Regions from separate parts of the Homo sapiens genome. Here region 2 is linked to region 1. The links are chromatin loops, found by intact Hi-C in ENCODE. Cell type or tissue: B cell. All regions are shown on one strand.

Evidence for each region. Hi-C counts contacts between places; a loop is a spot of excess contacts. Peaks named below come from ENCODE experiments on the same cell type or tissue, not always from the same donor. Only the 100,000 strongest peaks of a DNase experiment are listed, where the experiment ranks them.
Region 2: a loop joins it to region 1, with 17 times the contacts of the local background. A loop is called at or near these places in 14 of 110 quality-filtered maps.

The regions. Positions count from the first base shown.
Region 1 is chr12:6,552,709-6,555,208 of GRCh38, reverse strand. The region is part of intron 1 of IFFO1 (intermediate filament family orphan 1); the gene reads left to right. Among named protein-coding and RNA genes, the nearest start is that of IFFO1, 2.1 kb to the left of the region's middle. RefSeq lists enhancers at 190-690, 691-1,191. In B cell, CTCF peaks have their summits at 771 and 970 (motif pointing left); a DNase peak (open chromatin) is centred at 928; H3K4me3 peaks cover 839 bases.
Region 2 is chr12:6,778,067-6,780,566 of GRCh38, reverse strand. It overlaps LAG3 (lymphocyte activating 3), which reads right to left. Exons shown (of 8, transcript NM_002286.6): 8 at 2,112-2,323. The coding sequence ends at 2,177. Among named protein-coding and RNA genes, the nearest start is that of LAG3, 6.8 kb to the right of the region's middle. RefSeq lists enhancers at 951-1,602, 1,805-1,854, 1,603-2,253. In B cell, CTCF peaks have their summits at 1,246 and 1,447 (motif pointing right); a DNase peak (open chromatin) is centred at 1,496; H3K4me3 peaks cover 649 bases; H3K27me3 peaks cover 262 bases.

The sequences.
Region 1 (2,500 bases):
AACGGGCCGCGAGTTGGTGTGGGTTCCGAAGAATCAGGGGTGAAAAGAATGAGAGTAAAGTTTGTGCTGTGTAATGAGGAGCTTGGAAGCAATTGGATGCAGGGAGACTAGAATCCGCAGAGAATGCAGAAGCCCTGCTCGTGACAGGAAGAAGGACGCTGGGAGCGGAACACGGGGGGATTCCTACTTTTCCGGCTTGTCTCTGCCATCCAGGCTTAACTGCGGGTTTTGTGCGGTGTGAAAGGGACTGGGGCTCTGCCCTACCGGTCTCAGCCCTGGGGCAGGTTAGGGATATAAACTTCAAAAGTAGGAGGCAAGGATATAGCGTAAATTTGGGAGACTAAATTGAGTGAAACTGGAAGGGGCTGGTGAGGGAGGGGCTGTACCTTGCAACGAGTGATTCTTTCACACCCCAAGGTTTCCCAAAGAATATTGATGGAAACCAGGTACCTGCTGTGGTTTCATAGGAAAAGCTCCGGGACCTCAAGCCATTGCTTGAGTAGGTCAACAAACTGGGAAAAGAAAGAGTGAAGGGAATTCACTAGGGTGAGGGTGGAGAGCAGGGCTGACAGGGGAATCTTGGCAGTATAAAGCGCCAGTGGGGAGGGAGAGTGGAGAGCCAGCAGGGGACTGAGCAGGGAGAAGCTGGGATATGGGCCCTCCCTAGGACCGCGAGGCCGCGGGGCGGGCCCGGTGCATTCTGTGGATGAAGATTTGGCTGTCTGAGAGGAGCCCGGCCCCAAGGGGCAAGGGAAAGGGATGTGATGCCAGGAGTGCTGGCTGTATACCAAGTGGATTCCTTAGATGGCTGATAACCAAGCCGATAGGACAGGAGTGAGAGCAGAGGTAGTGTCTTGCAGACTCCAACCCAAGCCTTGAGGAGGGAGCGGGTGACTGACAGGCTTTGGTTTGGCGGCCTCCCCTCTCATCTCAGCTATTATGACCCCTTGTGGGCGGGCCTGGGAACTACCTATGCAGCCCAGTGTGGCGGAGATTCAGCACTGGGTGAGGATTGGCCGAATGTTCTAGGAAATGACCGCTGGGTCTAGGGGCGACCTTCAGGGATCTCCACCCTGCTGGAGTTTACCAGATCACAGATCAGCAGGCTTTCTTTTTTTTTTTTTCCCATAAATGATAATATTTTATTATAGAAAAAGCATCCCAAATACAGGATTTCGTAAACACTGGTAGGTGAACAAGTGCAATTTTAGAAGTAAATGCAAAGTAAAGAGGCAAAACCTACAAGCATTTTGCCTTCAGAAGAAGATGTAGTGTTCTCCTGCACTAGTGATCCCACCCAGAACACAAATGTGGCTCTGTCTCCCGTGAAAGCATCAGATTTGCTTTCTGAGCTCAGTATGCCCATTTCAATAATTGCAAAGTGATGGCAAGAAGTGGCGTTGAACACATGACTACAGACCCTTGACTTAAAATATTGAGACAGGGACTTGCTCTGTCATCCGGGCTGGAGTGCAGTAGCGTCATCACAGCTCACTGCAGCCTCATCCTCCTGGGCTCAAGCAATCATCCTGCCTCAGCCTCTTGAGTAGCTGGGACTACAGGTGTGCACTACCATGTCCATGCCTGGCTATTTTTTTTTTTTCTTTTTGCGTTGTCCAGGCCAGTCTCAAACTCCTGACCTGATCAGCAGGCTTTCTGAGCTTGAGTCCTGTCCTCGTGCTGGCTTCCTTAGTTGTGGTCCATGTTATGTGTCCTTGGGAGTTTCAGTTGTCCTGAAATCATCGTTCTGCCACCCAGAACCAGCCTGCTCTGCCCCTGCAGGAGTTAACTACGCGCTCAGCAGTGGCACAGGCACAGTTCTGGAATACATCCATAACCACAGGAACAACTGCTGTTCTCAGGAGCATTTTTTTTTTAAACTGAAGGAGCGTTTGTCCTTGGTCCAGCTGTCCAGGACAGGAAGGAGTTATTCCTTGGGGACTGATTAGCTCATCGCTCTGCAGCACGCTGCTGTGTAGAGAGCCTTAGCTGGATTCGGATGGTGCGTGATACTGGCAGTGACTCTTCTTCCTCCCTAGATTCCCTGCCCTCATTCTGGTCTCTTTATAGCAACACTGTAACTCCTGTCTTCTGCCTGGAAGGCCTGGGATGGCTTGAGCGCTACACTGGGAGGTAGCTAAAGGCCTCCTGCGTTCTATTTTCAGCTCCCCTGCCTTGTGCGTGACCTTTTTTTGAGCCCCCATTTTCCCAACATAGGAATGGTCCCTGCTTTCTCTCTTCAACCCAGGGATACAGTTTTTTGGAAGAGAGATATTTGGTCCATGCAGAACACATGGATATCGCTCTCAAATTCTGCCCATGTTAAGGGAACCTTATAAGTGAGACCAGATGGAAATGGAGGTGAAAATGAACCTGTCTGTGTGAAGTCTGGCCAAAGAACAAATAGAACTGTAGTGGGCTTCCAGATGATTCATTTGTAGATTTTTTTTACCCTGTAAGATTTCCTTAGGCTTAACCTTTAGCTATAACTGCCTTACTT
Region 2 (2,500 bases), 230 kb before region 1:
CCCAGGCTGGAGTATAGTGGCACGATTATGGCTCACTGCAGCCTCAACCTCCCAGGCTTAGGTGATCCTCCCACCTCAACCTCCCAAATAGCTGGGACCACAGGGGCGTACCAGCATGCCCAACTAACTTTTTTTTTTTTTTTTTAGAGATGAGGTCTCACTATACTGCCCAGGCTGGTCTCGAACTCCTGGGCTCAAGCAATCCTTCTGCCTCCGCCTCCCAAAGTGCTGAGATTACAGGCATAAGCCATGACACCTGGCCTGGAAGCTTCTAAAAGGACTTCAAGACTTCCTTTTGCAGTGTGATCATCTCTGGCAGGGCCAGAGCTTCCTCCTTCCTGTGCCAGTGTTTCTCTGCCAGTGACAAGGCAAGAGTCATCACCATCCTGAGGCTCAGAACCTCAGATTGCTGTAAATGGTTCATTGTTCAGGCTTCAGAGGGTCCCCCCTCTACCTAAGGCTCTGCACAGAACAAAGGTGTCACCTTCTTCATCGTCTGTCTCTAATGAGTGACTATTGTGTCTCTGCAGGGACATGTCCTCAGGTCTGTCTTTTTGTGTCTTTTTGCACACGGCACACAGACCCAGTGGGATGCCACTCACACATGCCACCATGCCCCTCCTGCTCCAGCAGTTTCACTCCCACTCACCCACTCGCTTTCAATATTTTGTTCTCCTGTATGGGGTTAAAGTCCCCTGACAGAGTCATCTGTGGCCAAAGTCCAGGGCCCCACACCTATTTGCAGGCAGAGGTCTCTGTCCCATGCCAGACTGGAGGATGCCATGTGCTGAGGCCGTGTTTGCTCTGCTGAGAGGACCATTGACATGGCCCAGGTGAATGCTCCAAGACAGACAGACAGAGCAGGGCGCAGGCCGACTTGGGTTCTTCAATATCATTCTTAGCATGACCAGAGCAGGCCTGCTTTCTCCTTCACTAATGGATAATCAGACAAGTACTCCACACACACAGAGCACTTCACAGTTTCCAAAGCCCTTTATTATCCAATATTCACAACAACCCATTTTGGTGGGTTATTATCATTATCCCATTTAATAGGTGAGGAAACTGAGGCTCAGGGAGATTGACTACAGTTACATCAGCAAAGCTGGAATGAGAAGCCGGGGCTCCCGACTCCCACAGCTGCAGCTGGCTGTTTTGCTCTACGCACAGGCCTTTGTTCACAGCCTTCCCCTTTGTCAGACATAGATTACACCCTTGAGAGGGCCAGCCAGGGCTGTATCTCCTGAGACATGCATTGTTCAGTCCCTCTCCTGAAGGGTGCATAGGACATGTGACAGTCACCGGGCACATACTCATATGCTGCACATAGAACGTGCATAATACAAAGGCGGTGCCTGCATTCACAGCAGTCTGTGCCCTGCCTTGTCCACTGCACTGCTCAACTCCTCAGGCCTGCCGCAGCCGGCCCAGTGACCTCCGTTGGGGTGTGACAAGCAGTGACCACTGGGTGGCAGTGTGTTCTCATGCCTGGGACCAGAAAAGCCTCCAAGGGCTGAGGAACGTGGGGGGTGGGGCAGAGGTAGGAGCCCCAGCCGGCTGCCCAGAGAGGTTTCCAGACCGGATCTCCTGGAAGACTTGACAAGGCAGTCCTCTGCGCGCCGCGCGTGTGTGTGTGTGTGTGTGTGTGTGCGTGTGCGCGCGCGCGTGTGTGTGCATGTGTGTGTGCACGTGCGCGCGAGCATATGTGCGCATCTGCTGCAGCCGGAGGGCCAAGGACAAGTGCTGAAGTGCAGCTGAGTGTGGGGTGGGGTGGACCCAAAGGACAAAAATATCAAGGAAACCAGGGCAGCCAGCGCACTGTGGGTGGAAGGTGGGTGGAAGGACGGAGGAGAGAGCTGCGGAGGCAAGGGGCAAGGGCTTTTTCGGGGGAGCTTCAGAGAAATGATTACCCAGGAGAGAGAAAGAGAGAGTGAGCGCAAGAGAGAGAGAGACCAAGAAAGAAACACGAAGCAGCCAGAAACAGAAAAGGGGAAGGTGAGGGAGGCTGGCTGGGGAAAGTAGGTTAGGAGGCTAGGGTGGGAGAAGGGAGCCCTCAGAGGCTGGGGAGAGACGGGAACCTTCACTTGGACAAGAAAGAGCCAGACTCAGGCTTGCTGCTGACAGGGAGTTTATTTGGACTGGGCTGCTGAGATCTGCTGGCTGCCTCAGCTCCAGGTCAGAGCTGCTCCGGCTCGGGCTCGGGCTCGGGCTCCGGTTCCGGCTCCGGCTCCGGCTCCGGTTCTTGCTCCAGCTCCTCTATCTTGCTCTGAGCCTGCGGAGGGTGAATCCCTTGCTCTAAGGCAGAAAATCGTCTTGGTCGCCACTGTGAGAAGAGATGGAGAGAGAGACGGAGGGCGGAAGGAGGAGAAGGATGAAGGGAAGCGGATGAGGAGGGACACTGAGTCCCTCTATTTTTTCTCAGCGCCCCTGCCCTCCCCATCTGGTCCTGGCTTTCTCCCAACCCCCCTTCCAGCCTACCCAGGCACAAGCCATCCCTGGA